Regions from separate parts of the Homo sapiens genome. Here region 1 is linked to region 2. Evidence: chromatin loops called from intact Hi-C (ENCODE). Cell type or tissue: heart left ventricle. All regions are shown on one strand. Links, peaks and the distances in the headings refer to the core of each region. The heading gives the core; the rest is flanking DNA. Region 1 has its middle 68 kb from the start of FAM9C. Region 2 holds the start of LOC105373134 (a long non-coding RNA gene).

Region 1 (8,340 bases), core at 24-8,023, 50 kb before region 2:
TAATTTAAAAATAAAATCACTCAAATTACTTTCTAGGCCTTTATATTTTATTTCCTATATTTAAATCTTCCCATTTCTGCATTTACTATTTTTATTTTCTATCTCTTCTTGACTCAATTAGGGTAAACATTTTCTCTTAGGAAAACATTCACTTCATTGAAATTTTAAAATTTATTTGCGTGAAATTATGGTAAATAACAATTAAAAAAATTTCTCTTTGCTTAATTATCTATTTTCATTCTTAATTCTGTACCTTCCCCATTTGTCTTGATGGGGCTAGCTAGCACCTTGTTTTATTTTATTACTTTTAAAAAGAGCCAGCTCTTCTGTTTCTTAGTTCTCTGGTTTTCCTGTTTTCTAATTTATTGGTTTCTGCTTTTACATTTATTAATTTCTTTCTTCTCTTTTCTTAGGTTAATTTTATGTTTCTTTTTATAAATTCTTGCGCTAAATGTGCAATTAACTAATTAACTAAAATTTTTAGTAAAGTAAGTGTTTAAATTCATAGCTTAAAGGTATAGAACAGCCATATTCCACACGTTTTGACATGTATTATTTTCGTTATTATTTTCTAGACATTCTAGTATTTTAGTTAATATTTTCATTTCAACACAAATGTACTTAAAAGGAGAATTTTCTTTTAAATCTCAGTGGTGGGTTTTTTTTCCCTCTTTTTGTAATTATTTTCTACTTTAATTTACTATGGGTACAGAATAGCCCTGTTTTCTTTTAATATTTGGGAAGCTGTTGAAGTTTACTTTTGTCACAGTGGGTGAAAAACATCCATTGTTTCCAAGAAGGTGTATTCCCTGTTACTGATTACTCAGTGCACTTACTTTCTCTGCATTATCTGAGTTGAGAAGAGTGAATTGAAGTGTGGTTTCGAATTGATTCTATTATTTATTTTAGTATCTGATATGGTTTGGCTCTCTGTCTCCACTCAAATCTCATATTGAATTGTAATCCCCAGTGTTGGGGGAGGAAACTGGTGGGAGGTGATTGGATCAGGGGGCAGACCTCCCGCCTTACTGTTCTCATGACAGTGAGTGAGTTTTCACGAGATCTGGTTGTTTAAAAGTATGTAGCACTTCCCCCTTGGCTCTCTGTCCTGATCCACCATATGAAGATGTGCCAGCTTCCCCTTTGCCTTCTGCCATGATTGTAAGTTTCCTGAGGCCACCCAGCCATGCTTCCTATAAAGCCTGCAGAACCATCAGCCAAGTAACTGTTTGAGTCCTTGTTTTCAATTCTTTTGGGTATAGAGCTAGGTGTGGAATTGCTGTGTCATATGGTAATTCCATGTTTAACTTTTTGAGGATCTGAGTTTCATTTTAGTGGTTTTTCTTTTTTCTTTTCTTTTCTTTTTTTTTTTTTGAGATGGAGTCTTGCTCTGTCACCCAGGCTGGAGTGTAGTGGCACGATCTCAGCTCACTGCAACCTCCACCTCCTGGGTTCAAGTGATTCTCGTGCCTCAGCCTCCCGAGTAGCTGGGACTACAGGCGCCCGCCACCACCCCCAGCTGATTTTTGTATTTTTAGTAGACACAGGGTTTCACCATATTGGCCAGACTGGTCTCGAACTCCTGACCTTGTGATCCACCCACCTCAGCCTCCCAAAGTGCTGGGATTACAGGCTTGAGCCACCGTACCCGGCTGTGGTTTTTCTTTTCTCCCATTCTATCACACTATTTCACAATAAGAACAAATAAAATAATCAGATAATGGAGAAGTTTCTCTATTTAATATCTCTACCTATCACCCCACTGAATGCCTTTAGTTCTACCAGGTATTCAAATGAATACATTTCATTTTATATCATTTATTTTCATTATTTTCGTTATATAACTCAACGTAGCAGTTTCTAAAGGGCCAGAGATTTGTCTTAAGTCAGCAAGCAGGAAAGTGGATGAGGGAAAACACAGGGCCTGGGTAACCTTCCCATTGCCTGTGACTAATCAAGAATCAGGGCTGGCTTCATGGGTGTGCAACTTACGCCATCACATAAGGCCCTGTGCTTAGAAGAGCCCTGCACTGAGAAGGGCCCCGTGCTCAGAAGGACCTGGTGCTGGGCTTAATGATCTGCTGTGACTGGTTTGAAAATCTTAATAATTTTTGAACAGGAGGCCTCACATTGTTATTTTGCACTGGGCCTCGAAAATTATGTAAACTCTATTAAGAAGTGATGGTATCTATCTATGCCCATCCTGTATCCTAAAAAACAAGTTGTAAATTCTAAAAACAAATTCTAAAATGGGAATAAAAAAAGATATGTCTACCACTCAAGGTGGAAGCGTTCCAAATGTGGGTGGATACTAAACAGAATAGTAATAGAATAACTGAAGTGTATTTAAAAACACAGACGACAGACCAAAGTCAGACAGAATTTTTACAAATGAATTTACTGTGTCTCCTATTGTTAGCCTGATAGAAGACTTCAAAAAGTCATTGCAGGAAACTGAGCTCAAGTAAGAACAAATAGCAAACACATTCCTTCTACTCTCCAAGAAAAAGTGGGGAGGTTTCAGTTCTTATGCCTTCAAGTAGAACTGAACGATGCTCCCCCCACCCCCGCCCCTCCGCCCGTGCTTGGAAGGGCCTGGTAAAATCAAGAGTAAAATGCAATCCCAAGAGATGAACTATAAAGAAAACATAATACTTTTGCAATAGCCTGCTAGGCTTTTCCATCATGTTTTGATTGCAGGAAAGATCAGGCTTTATGGGCTAAAGGAAAAATAAATGAGTTCGTGATAAGCCAAAATCCTGCCCTCCCCTTTCCAGTATCAGCAGGGAGTAGAGGTTCTGGGTTTTTCCTAAGATCAGAGGAAACATGTCTTAAATTCAGGGTGGAATCACAACTGGCCAAAAACCTCATCAAGGCCTTCTTATCTGCTCCATCTGCTGGCTCTGAGTAATCTTTAGCAATTGCTCAATGGTGACGTCTTTAAAGAAATCCTGCCAAGAGCACCCTTTCCCTAGCCTTTCCTTAGTTACAACAATCTACAAAAGACCAAGGGTGAACGTCTGGGTGGAAGAGCTGGCCACCTCTGTATTTGTTCCTTGCTACAAGTGGGTATGAGAAGTATCCTAGGAGACAGATTTTCCAGGACAATGATTAGCCAAACAGTCCTATCCAGAGGCCTTCCAATAAACCAGATTAGCTGTGATGTGATTATGTAATTATATGGCATGTTTCAAGGAGACACCGTAAACTACAATCAACAATTTGGCATCGCGCAGCAACTTGGGGTGTAACCTATTTCAGGAAGAGCCAAATTGGATACCAAAAATGGAAGGACTTGCTCTCATAGGGAAAGAATAGTGAAGGGAAGTGTTTGGTGATGGTGAAAAATATAACATATTTGGAATTTTTAATAAAGAGTTTCTTAGAAGCATCTTATAACATCTGTCCACATCCCTGATTCCCCTTTACAGCTCATGGCCTGAGTTAACATCTGTCCACATCCCTGATTCCCCTTTACAGCTCATGGCCTGAGTTAAAAAAAAAAAAAAAAAAAAAAAAAAAAAGACTTAGGTAGAAATAGCAGGGACTGGCTTACCTATCGTCTATGATTTTGTTGAGTTTTGTGGGAGGGAGACTCTCTAATATTGTTTTCCTCCACTCTCATTCTCCATGGTGCAAATCCCAGGTTGGCTTTTTGTGGGTTTTTTGTTGTTGTTGTTTTGTTTTAGTTTTTTAAAATGTATAATTGACACATAAAAATGGTTTTCACATAATCCTTCCTGCAACACAAAAGGCCCCAAGGGCACTTACCTAGCTTGCCTTCAGGGGTCAATTAATTCATGATGTGCCAGGTAGTCAGGTATACTCTATGGAGGAAAGCCTGTATCTTTGCATATCTAATTTATTTCCCAAGTTTAAAAAACAGTGCTGCTTTTGATCTGACTAGAATGGCTTGAACTGGATTCTGTTGGAAGTTAAAGTGGTATTATAATTGCTTTTTTACTTAACTGTCTACCCCAATGGAATGTACTCCTTGAGGGAAGGTATTACATGACAGTATATTGATCATTATGTTCCCAGGGTCCCAGGGTCAGGTATAATGCCTGGCACACAATAAGTGCTTCATAAGTATTTCTTGAGTGGTTGCTGGATGAGCAAAGCAGACAGAGACCCTTTGAAGACCTTTTATAGCTGAAGCATCTGTAAGCAAGTAAGAATAGTGGTTAGAGGCAGAGTTTATAGAACTGGACAACTTGGTCTTGAATCCTAACTCTGCCTCTTTCTACTGTGGCTAAATTATTTAACCTCTTCATACCTCAGTTTTACCATCTTTAAATTGGGTGTAATAATGAGATCTATCTTATAGCTCTGTGAAGATTAAAGGAGTTGAAATTGGAAATGGTAGGTGCTCAACTGTGTTAGTTTTATTTCTTAAAAAAGTGAACAGATGATCCTTTTCATGTCCTTGCAGCTTTGTTCCATGCCCACTGCTCCCCAAAAAATTAATCCTTGGGCAAAATATTTTATCATAATAAATTATTATATATCAAATCATCTCCCTTGTAATTGTTCCGTTATACAGGGCAAAAATCTTACAGGAAAAAGTGTCTCCAATCCACACTCAGTATGGCATGCTTACTAAATATACAACTGGCAAAAAAAAGTTGGTGGGGGAAGAGTGGGAGAAAATTTTGGAGCCATTTGAAGCTCTAAGTGACCTAAGCATTTGCACCATCTAATAAAATTTGATGAATCATTTTCAGTTATTAAACATAAAAAGGATTTGCTTATGCATGGCTATGTTTGAGCAGATTTGGTTGATACCTCATACTTTCCATTAATTATAAACTATAAAATGGGAACAAAATGAGAACAGTGAGTTAAGGCTTTTTTTTATTTTCTTTTTTTTTTTGAGATGGAGTCTTGCTTTGTCGTCCAGGCTGGAGTGCAGTGGCGTGATCTCGGCTCACTACAACCTCTGCCTCCCGGGTTCAAGTGATTCTCCTGCCTCAGCCTCCTGAGTAGCTGGGATTACAGGCGCCCGCCACACCTGGCTAATTTTTGTATTTTTAGTAGAGACGGGGTTTCACCACGTTAACCAGGCTGGTCTCGAACTCCTGACCTCAGGTGATCAGCCCACCTTGGAATCCCGAAATGCTGGGATTATAGGCATGAGTCATTGCGCCCAGTCAGAGTTAAGGCGTTTTAAAAATAAAATTTCTGACATCTCTACCACTTAAGAAAATGTCTGCCACCATCCTTGTGGAAGGTTTGAAAAATTATAAATATGCCAAGTGGATCTTTATCCATTCTTCCAAGCATTCCTCTTATGCTGCTGGGATGGTTTGACTCTAATTATACTGGAAGTTCAAGTTCAAAAAAAGTTTAAGGGGGAAATGTGTGGCTGTGAGCTGACTTCTATGAAGCAACCTGGATTAGGATGCCAGTGAAAGAGGACCTGGGGGTTGGTTGGTGAGTGTGGCTGAAACTTCTCTGATATAAATCCATTCATTTGTGTGCCCTGAGGTGTGGGCACTCCTGGGGGCTCTGAGATGCCAGGCAATGGTCACTCCTGACTTCCAGTCACCAATACCAGCTTGTCCTCGTGGTTAATCTCCTATTCCCTTTCTACATATGTCATCAGACTCCTCAAACAGTTCTTAAACAGCAATATAGTATTACCAAATGAGGAAAGAAAAGGATAAGAAGCAACATATACAAAATGGTCTCAATTGTTTAAAAAACACACATAGGCCAGGTGTGGTGACTCCCGCCTGTAATCCCAGCACTTTGGGAGGCTGAGGTAAATTGCTTAAGCCCAGGAATTCAAGACCACTGTGGCAGCCTGGGCAACATAGCAAGACACCTGTATTTACTAAAAACAAAACAAAACAAAAAACACACACACTGGGGAATGAGATTGGAAGAAAGGACACTAAATGTTAGCAGAGTTTATACTGGGCTTTTAATTTGTAGCTGATTTATATTTTTTCCTTTATGCTTGCCTGTGTTTTCTAAAATGTTTATAATAGACCTATGCTGCTATAATCATAGAACAAGGAATTAAGGGCCAGATGTGGTTGAGTCACGCCTGTAATCCCAGCACTTTGAGAGGCCAAGGTGGGCAGGTCACCTGAGGTCAGGAGTTCGAAACCAGCCTGGCCAACATAGTGAAACCCCATCTCTACTGAAAATACAAAAATCAGTTGGGCCTGGTCATGGGCGCCTGTAATCCCAGCCACTCAAGAGACTGAGGCAGGAGAATTGCTTGAACTCAGGAGGCAGAAGTTGCAGTGAGCCAAGATTGTGCCACTGCACTCTGGCCTGGGCAACAGAGTAAGACTCCATCTCAAAAATAAAATAAAATCTATTTAGAAAAATATCCATATGACATGGTGAGAACTGGCTGGGCAAGTGCTCCACATGGCCAGTTTGCAGCCACGTGTAAGAGGCGATATCTTGTGAAAGCTGATTATACAAATTGGGTCATTCTTGTCATGCCCAACTAAATCAGCATCAAGGGCCAGGGGGAAAAAGAACTTGGGGAACATAGCCCCTGCTCCAAGAATTGAATTTTCTACAAGCCCAGCTGCTGAAACAGCCAGCTGAAACCTGAAGAGCAGTTTTACCTAGCAGCTGCTGAAGCAACCTGCTGTGACTCCAAGCCTGGTTTTACCTACCACAGTCACTCACTGTATTCGTCCATTTCGTGTTGCTAAAAAGGAATACCTGAGGCCGAGTAATTTATAAAGAAAAGTTTATTGGGCTCATGGTTTTGCAGGCTGTACAAGCATGGCACCAGCATCTGCTTGGCTTCTGGTGAGGCCTCAGGAAGCTTTTACTCATGGCAGAAGACAAAGAGGGAACAGACATGTCACATGGCAAGAGAGAGAGAGAGAAGGAGGGCATAGTCTCTCTAACAACCAGATGTTGCTGGAACTAACTGAGTGAAAACTTGCTCATCACCAAGGGGATGACACCAAGCCATTTATGAGGGATCTGCCCCCTATGACCCAAATACCTCCCACCAGACCCCACCTCTAACATTGGGGATCACAATTCAACACAAGATTTGGAGGAGACAAACACCCAGACATCCACTCACCAATCAGAGCTTGCCAGCTCCCAAAAGCTTCTCTAGTGCCAATAAGCTTTCTTTCAAAATGATAATGTAACATTAGCATCTCTTTTTCTAATAAAACTCACAACCTTCTCTTTGTTCTTCAGACATACCGAAGACCACCCAGTCTGTGTGTATGCCCCAAACTGCAATCCCTGCTTCCCAAAATAAAATGTTAAATTTAGAGATTCATCTCTATACTTTATTTTGGCTTTGACAATCTGATTGAGAGAAAACTCAGCTGCCTCTCAGACAAGCCCAAAAGTATTACCAAATGAGGGAAAAAAAGATAAAGAGTTTCTTACAAGCTTCTATAACATCTGTCCATATCCCTGATTACCCTTTACAGCTCATGGGCTCAGTTAAAAACGACAACAGAAAAAGACTTGAGGTAGAAATAGCAGGGACAGGGTCACCTGCCAAAAAGTCCTTACATCACACCCTGCTCCTAAGAGTTCTGCCTCTTTACTTACTGGTAGTTTCCTGATAACATGTCCCCAGTCCTCCTCCATAGGTGACAACTGGGCTGCAATTGGAGCTCAGAGCAGAACTCACCAGGAAGGAAGCAGTGTGTGTTTCACAGTCCACTGTTGAGCTAATTATTCCCAGAGGCCTACGGGACTACACAGGCTTATATTGACCATTGTCAGCAGTCAGTGCCTCCCTTTTTTGAATTGTACATTGCTGGTTAACTCTGTAAGTTAAGAAGGGAGAGTATCCATTTCTTCACCTGCTGACCCAGAGCAATTTCCTTTCTTCAAGAAAAGGGAGAAGGTTATGATTTCATAAAAGCTGCCACTTCTCTTTGGATGGAAGACTAGATTTGCTACAGACATTTTCACCTTGTTATGAATTTGTCTGTTTGCTTTTGCTTTGGGAAATGGTATTTAGTGGGCAAAAGAATAGCTTATTTTTGAAGCACCAATGTGGAAAACAATAGTTAAAATATTAATATCTGTTGAAGAATCCATCAAAGGGTATACCATTTATACAAACGATAATGACTTCGGAAAATATGGCTTCAAAGGGATTGTTATTTTTTGTTTATAACCTAAAGAAAATCCCTATCTAGCAAGAGGAATTCCAATTACTTCATATATTTCTTTTTTTTCCCTCTTCTTCTTCTTTTTTTTTTTTTTTTTTTTTTTTTTTTTTGAGACAGGGTCTCTCTGTTCCCCAAGCTGGAGTGCAGTGGCACTATCACAGCTAACTACAGCCTCGACCTCATGGGCTCAAGCAATCCTCCCACGTCAGCCTCC
Region 2 (8,340 bases), core at 36-8,035:
CAAAATAAGCATAACTAAATACCTGAATTTCCAGGCACTCTGCAGTAGATCAGAAAGCCCATGTCCATTTGATCAAAGTCCAGGGGATACACAATGTTAAGTGCAAGATGTATCAATTCACCAGTGAAACTCCAGATGGCTTTCCTTCCCACTTCATCATGTCACATCAATATGGTAGCTTGTGAGTTGTATCCACAGTTGACATCCTATAGTCTTCAGCTCTAGTAATTTAAATTATTGTACTTTATTTTGACTACTCAGAATTGTCTCCTGAATTAAATCAACAAACACAAGCATATTTATATACATACACCCACACGTATATGAAAGTATGAGTTTACAGTGTAGTTGGAAAATTAAAATATAGGCAGAAAAAAATTACAAAGTAAAATATAATGTCAAGTGAATAAAACAGATAGTTACAAAATAAAAATAATATTTTTAAAGGTCAAATTACAATGATCTGGTTTGGCCACGAGCCTTTTAAAAATATATATTGAGTTTTAATTCATATGCCATACAATTCACTTAAAGTTGCAATTCAATGATTTTTAGTGTATTCACAGGGTTGTGCAAACATCACCACAATCAATTTTCAAATAGTTCATCAACCTTAAAATAAACCTTCTACTCATTAGCAGTCACTCCCATTTTCTCTTGACCCCTCACTCCCACCCCAGCCCATCACAAATCTACTTTCAAGTTCTATAGTTTTTTCTGTTCTGGACATTTCATAGTAATAGGATCATATGACATGTGGGGATTTGTGTCTGACATCTTTTCCTTAGCATAATGGTGTCAAGGTCCATCCATATTATAGCATGTATCAAAACTTCATTCCATTTTTCTTTTTCTTCTTCTTTGAGATAGAGTCTCTGTTGCCCAGGCTGGAGTGCAGTGGCATGATCTTGGCTCACTGCAACCTCTGCCTCCCGGGTTCAAGCAATTCTCCTACCTCAGCCTCCCGAGTAGCTAGGATTACAGGCGCGTGCCATCACACACAGCTAATTTTTTGTATTTTTAGTAGAGATGGGGTTTCACCATGTTAGCCAGGATGGTCTCCATCTCCTGACCGCATGATCCGACCAGCTCGGCCTCCCAAAGTGCTGGGATTACAAGTGTGAGCCACCGTGCCCAGCTCCATTTTTTGTACTAATAATATCTCATTGTATAAATAGACCACATTTTGTTTATCCATTCATCAGTTGTCAGACATTTGGGATGTTTTTACTTTTTGGCTATTGTGAATAATGCTACTAATATTTGTGTACAGGTTTTTATGTGGACATATGTTTTCATTTTGCTTTAGTGTATATCTAGGAGTAGAATTGCTGGGTCATATGGTAACTCTATGTTTAACCTTTTGAGGAACTGCCAGATTGTTTTTCCAAAGCAGCTGTATTATTTTACATTTCAACTAACAGCATAGGAGGGTTCCAATTTCTCCACATCCTTGTCAAGTCTTGTTATTGTCAGTCTTTTTATGATAGCCACCCTAGTATAAGTGAAGTGGTATCTCAGTATGGTTGGTCATGAACTTTTTGATAGGTCCAGGGGTGCAGGAAAAGGATTTCACAGAAGAAAAGATCAAGAAGAAAGGCATAGAGGTAGGAACTCCCTGCCTGACCCCAGCATGTTAATTTCACCTGTTGAAGGCAAGTCATTTTTGTTTGCACAGAAAATCTGTGTAGGAAAATAGTGGAAGATGAAACTAGAAAACTCCCTCAAAGGGAAAACTGCATATATATATAAGTGCAGGGTGCTGCAGGCTGGGTTACTGTGTGCAGGAAACAGTAGAGACCTTGAAGTGTGTTCTTTAATAAAAATCTTGCTTTAGGAAAATTAATTTGGATATACAGAACTTTGAGGACAGGAGAGAGAGAGACAGATGCTGGATGCATTGCATGTGGGTCAGCAATGGGATTGGGGTACTGGTTTGGCATAAGGGATGACAAGTGGAAACCAAGGAAACCCTTGGAGTTCCAGCTGGGACTCTGGGAGAATTCTGGTATCCTAAGACAAAGAAGTCAAGAAGAACAGCTGTTTTGTGGGGTGGGTAAAAGACAGAGCAATTTTCATATTAGAAACTTCAAGTCTGAGGGCATTTTTGAGAGCAGGAGGCCTGGAACTTGGAGAAAGGTATTGGTCAGAACAGAGGTTGACTGCCTGCTTTTCTAAGGTCCATGAGCTAGAGAATAGTTTTCACACTGTCAAGTGGTTGGGAAAAAAAAAATCCAAAGAATAATATATTGTGACAAGTGAAAATTACATGAAATTGAAATCTCAATGTTCATAAAGTTTATTGGAACACAGCCATGCCCATTCATTGACATATGGTCTTTGGCTGATTTCATGCTGCAATAGGAGAGTTGAGTGGTTGCAATAGATTGCATGGCCTGCAAAGCCTGACAAATTTACTATCTGGCCCTTTACAGAGAAAGTTTGTTGGCTCCTGAATTAGTGACAAACTTGGGAGGTATGGCCTCCCAATTGTGATTCTTAAACCTGAAAGAGTGAGAGTGATCCAAATTAACAGTGTATAGAAAAAAGGAGCCAGGGCCAGTCCTTGGGGCTGCTTATGTTTGGGGACCAGAGATAGGTAAAAGAATCAGTGAAGATAGTAAATAAGTTGAAATAAACCTCAATTTAATTAAACATGTCAACTCCCAGACTATTTTATTGCTTGGTACTTAAAACACACTCCCAAGAGGAAGATTAATTAATAAAGCTGCAGTGTGGGATAGCTATCCAGCTGGAAGCAGCACAGGCCCCTAACAAGGTTTGTTTTTGGCAAATTCCCATCTCCAGTCTTCTCTTCTCCCACAATAGGGTGAAGCATCCCATTCCTGCCTTATCCCCAGAAGGCCTGGCTTCCAGACATCTGTCTCAGAAAGAGGTATGAGGCAGAAGGTTCCACTAGGTAAATTGTTGATAAAAGCTCAAGTGCAATTCCTGCCCTAGGATTTGGACTTGAATAAAGGGACTCTCAAGACACTGAGGAATGACTCTCAATTCTGGAAAGTGTAGGCACTTGCAAAGGGGCAGAGAGTTGTGTGAGAATATGGAGGAGGAAGATTCTTGGATGGTCCCTCCAATCAGGCCAGTTGTATGTGCTACGTATGTAGGGGTTGGACCCACCCCCTTGTCCAGTGATCTTGGAGAAGTCACTTAAACGTTCTCTTTTGGTAACTCATCTGGAATTAGGGAATAAATTCTAAGCAACTTTTAAATAAGAAGCATAAAAGCATTTGAGTCTTCAGATTTGCTTAATTGATCATTGCAGACGGTTGTGTCAATAACAATGACGTTTAGAGGAAAAGGTGAAATTGGTTTCTTTTTCTTTTCTTGGACTTAGCTCCAGGAGCAGGGAACAGGAAGCCATTCCCAGAAGTTGCTTTCCCCTCCCACCCCTGAGTACGTGGCAGGGCCAACAGATGTGGCTGAATGCCCAGGCCCAGGGCCATGAGTACTAACCTATGCCCTGGAAAGCAGGAAACACATTGTCTTCATGTACTCTGCAATTTGGGAGCAAACACCAGCAGCTCTTGCAGGGGGCCTTTGTGGGTCCAAATTCAATGGACTGTCTGCTCTCTCTCACCACTGCTCCACCTTTCATTTGTCTGAACGTGGAAACACACACACACACACACACACACACACACACACACTCCAAGCGCTTTTACTTTTCCTCACTCAACAACAATGCAGAAAACTTCTGTGACCAAATATGTGTGTGTGTGTGTGTGTGTGTGTGTGTGTGTGTGTGTGTGTGTGGCGGGTGGGGGGGTGGGGCATTTCTCTACACATCAAGGAGCAGATCAGCTGCATGTCCTCTAATTCAGTTCTGACACTCTCTACCCAGAGAGTGTCAGATCCCACAGGTTGAGGGCTCAGTCCCCAAGACTGCCCCCACCCCCACTTCTGATACCAATTAAAAGCTGCAGGTTATTTTTCTTGTGCTTCTGACCGACTGGCTATAATCAGGTTGCCCACAATCCCCCTTTCTTGGGTTCAATTAATTTGCTGGAGTGGCTCACAGAACTCAGAAAAACACTTATGTTTACTCATGTATTATAAAAGATGTTACACAGGATACAGATGAAGAGATGTGTAGGGCGTGGTATGAGGGAAGGGGTGCAGAGCTTTGATACCCTCCCTGGGCACCACCCTCCAGGAACCTCTACGTGGTCAGCTATCTGGAAGCTCTCTGAATCCTGTCTTCTTGGGTTTTTCTAGAGGCTTTATTACTTAGGCGTGATTGATCAAACCATTGGCCATTGGTGATACACTCAACATCTCCTCTCCCTTCCCTGGAGGTTGGGAGTGGTGCTAAAAGTTAGTCTTTCTGGGTGACAAACCCCCATCCTGAAGCTGCCTAGGGGCTGCCTGCTATCAGTCAACTCATTAGGGTACAAAAAGACAACACTTTGGAATTTCTAAGGATTTTAGGATTTGTATGCCAGGAAACAGGGTCAAAGACCAAATATACATCACAATATCACAATTTGCTTGTTTTTTGTTTCAGCTTGGGATCAGCCTTATTTTTAATACACAGATGCTCTCCTACACAGGAACCCCTTACTTATTAGGGACCTTTGAGATTCCTTTTCAGATCCCCCTGTTGCCATGGAATTGTAGCTGGAACATCCACTCCACTTCCTACTGACTGGCTCCTGACATTTCTCAGTCCCCAAATATCTCACCTTCTCCCAACAGCCTGAATTTTTGTTTTCTTCACCCAGTTTCTGTTTGCAATGGCATTTGTCAGATTTTCACATATCAACATCCTTCTTAATAATGAGAACCTTTTAGGCATTCACATTCTCATATAGATCCACTCAGTCAGATTGCTTTCCACTTAGCTGAATCCACCATATAGAGAAAAGGAAGCTTCTATTGCAGGAATCAGAAGACGAGATGATTCTAGAACATGAAATATTGGTAATGGCTCATCAGGATGGGGTGCTAGTGGGAGGGATAGGAAAGCCTGGGAGCCCTGGGAAACCTGATAATCCCAAAAGAAAGGCAATAGAACGTGGCAAAGGAGCATAGGAAAGGAGCTTGTTGACCCACACCTGCGCTGCACTATCTGTAAGAGTAGTTCTGCGACAGCACCATGCAGAGGAAACTCCTTTAGTCCACTTCTTCACCTGCTCCTCTTCCCCTTATTTTCTTCTTTTCCCTCTGCCTCAGTAGAGTGAGTCAAAGTGGAGTCCTCTGAAATGTACTTTGGCCCTAGAGTCCTATGGATCCGTGTTCACATTTTGAACAAGTTACTCAATCACTCTGAACCCTAGTGTGTACATCTACAAAACAGGGGATCTACCCTGAAGGGATGCTGTGAGAATTAGGTGGAATAATACATGTAAAGGCATCTGCACAAGTTAGTTTTTTTTCTTCTCTGAAAGCACTGACTGGAGCTGCTCAGGAAGTACCAACTGGTGCCAGTTCCCCAATGAAGTATGTGTGTGATAAATTATCCTGCATATCTATATGCACACACCCCTATTCACTTAGCTTATCCAAAAAAACTAGAAGCAGCATAGAGGAACAACATTAGCAGACTTTGCTTGGGGGAAATCAGACCTTGGATTCCCCTGCCTCCCAACCCCCAACCTCACCAAATTAGTATATTATCAGGTTCCATCTAAGCGTGTACCCATGGCAAATGCACTGTTCACTGGTAGTTAATGGAAATAATGCCCATCCAATATGGGGCCACCAAAACCTTCATAATACAGTGCGGTTGCTGACCTGGAAATGATCTCAGCAAGCATCTGGCCCGCTAACCATCAAACCCTCCCACTTCCTTCTATATATAGGAAAATGGAGGCACAGAGAATTTAAGTGCTTTTAGAAGGTAATAGTTGAGAAAAAACTAGGACTAGAACTCAAGGCACCTTGACTCACAATCCAAACTATCTTTCTACCACTCCTGGCTGAGTTCATGAATGTAAAAAGAGACTGTTAAAAAAAAAAATTAAATATATAACACCTTGCAAGATGTTAACCGCCATTACTTATTGTTTTAATTATAAATTACCCATCTTTCTAGATGCTTCTGCAGGGATCTTGACAAGTCATTTCTGATCCTGCCCTATGAAACAATCTCTCAGAGACTCAAGGAACTCCAGAGGCTACATCTGGAGGGATATAAGGGGGAAACTGAGCAAAGAGGAGGCAGTGGAACATAATTTTGCAGGCAGAAATTTAAAAATATATGTTTAGTGCAAACTCTTCTAGTTCTGTGTGATTTTGTTTCTGTTTGTTTTAAACCAAGAAAAAACACCACATTCTTGATTGCAAGGAAGTTTTTACCAGAATAAGAGGCCATGAATTCCCATGAGCCACCCTGCCTAACAAAGCCAGAAGACCCCCTGGCTTAAAGGTTGCAAGTTAAAGATTACAGGTCAAAACATTTTAAAAGCAGCAACAATGCAAACTTTATATAACAAATGACAAAGATATATAACGATATAATAATAATAAAGAAATAGCTATATAAAAAGAGCTAGGTAGATGATGGATAAATGGATGGGAAAGAAGGAAGGAAAGAGGGGAGGAAGGAGGGAGGGAAGGAAGAAAGAAAGAAGGTAAGAAGGAAATAGGCCTAAGTGCTGTAGTTGATCTCTGGTGGCAAGCAATTTTAGTTTTCCAACTTTTGCTTCTCTGCATTTTACAAATTCTCGTACGTTCTTAAACAACAACAACAATAACACCCACCCTAATGATCAATGTTATTTGCTAAAAGGGTTGACAATGACAAACACAAACCCCTTGAAATTTCCAGTTCTCCTTTCCAGTAAATCTGCTTTTGCATGGGCTCCTCCGCATTCCTCATTCACATCAAGGATTCAAGAAATTCCACTCAACTGAAGTCCAGATCACATCTAAGATTGATCGTTCCACATTTAAACCTTTCTCTGATCCCTTCAGTGACTTTGCCTCGCTTGAGAGAAAATGACAACCGACTCACTGTTTCATTTTCCCTTCCATTCAGCCAAGCAATCCAGGGCCCTATTCCGTCGTTTGCTTTTCATCCATAGGGCTTCCAATTCACCCATGTGAAAACATCTTTGCAATTACAGCCTTCACTCAGTGTCCCCAGGTTAACTTCAGGACCCTGATTGAAGAATCTGAAACCACTTGACAAACTAATTTGAATTGCAAACAGCTACCAACACAAATCCAAACCCTTTCTTTTAGCTCTGGGAAACTAGCTGTTTTGATGTGTTAATCATTTAGCTAGTAAGATAACTTAGCTCATCGTTTTATCTACGAATTACTTAACAAAATTCCTTTTAGTACTCTGAAGGCTAAAATACTGTATATGATATATATCTCAGCTACTACAAAGTCATGAAATAATAAAAATAAGCTTTGACTCCAAAGAATGTGAAAACAGGAAAATAAAGGTTTTAGTGATACTGGGATCTAGTTTGTTTTAAAATCCAGATGAAAGAAGGCTACTTATACTGGGAAAAATATGTTACCCAGCATGTTCTGGAAAATTCATTTTAGAGCCTTGGAAACATTTAGGTGGGATTGTAGGAATCTCTGAGAAGTATGAACTGTATTTTTTTAAACTTCTCTAGAGTTTATGACATTTGTGTTTAATTTTGTTTGGTTTCAGAGACTGAAACATCAGCTATTTTAAATTTTTAAACACGTCTTTTTATCTCTGATATGTGCTAGGAACTGTGCTGTTATTACAGGGAAATTAACATTGAGTAAGACTTGGCACAGTGAATGGCACATTGTAGAGAGAAAATAAATATTCAATTAATGAATCACAGAAATCTGATATTATTCATGTAAAACTGAAAGTGTTTCCTAACCGTATTTAGGAGTAAGATTTTAAGATTTATGTACCAGGTTCCTGGAGGCCTAATGAGCCACATATATTCCTTGTAGAGGGTATTCTAACTACAGTGTTTGCTCAGCTGTGGGTTAATGAATACGTATCTGTGAGAAGAGCTCTTAATGTTGTAGTGACAATATAAACAATAATACATCTGACATTTATCAAATGCTTACTTCTTGCAAGATGTTTCCCACTTATTATTTCACTTCATCCTCACCATCAGTATTTTTGTTGTTGTTGTTACAGATAAGGAAACTGTGGAACAGGTAGGTTAAGTGACTTCCCAGCACCCAGAGCTAGCAACTATTGAGGGCAGGAACCAAAACCAGGATTCAGATTTCGCAGCCAGGCCTCTAAGCTACTTTGTCTCTATTGTGTTTTTCCTATAACAATGCAAGGGGGATTGATTTGAAAGGCAAATGTCCTGTGTGTCCCATGTGTCTGCAGCACCGTGTCTTTCTCCTATCATACACTGC

Evidence for each region. Peaks named below come from ENCODE experiments on the same cell type or tissue, not always from the same donor. Only the 100,000 strongest peaks of a DNase experiment are listed, where the experiment ranks them.
Region 1: a loop joins it to region 2, with 3 times the contacts of the local background. A loop is called at or near these places in 13 of 110 quality-filtered maps.

Annotation. Positions count from the first base shown.
Region 1 is chrX:13,108,041-13,116,380 of GRCh38, forward strand. No RefSeq gene overlaps it. Among named protein-coding and RNA genes, the nearest start is that of FAM9C, 68 kb to the left of the region's middle. In heart left ventricle, for the core only: no CTCF peak of the experiment used is centred there; no DNase peak of the experiment used is centred there; H3K27ac peaks cover 3,520 bases.
Region 2 is chrX:13,157,719-13,166,058 of GRCh38, forward strand. It overlaps LOC105373134 (a long non-coding RNA gene), which reads right to left and starts at 7,257. Exons shown (of 3, transcript XR_001755798.2): 1 at 4,704-7,257; 2 at 23-221. In heart left ventricle, for the core only: no CTCF peak of the experiment used is centred there; a DNase peak (open chromatin) is centred at 3,463; H3K27ac peaks cover 3,037 bases.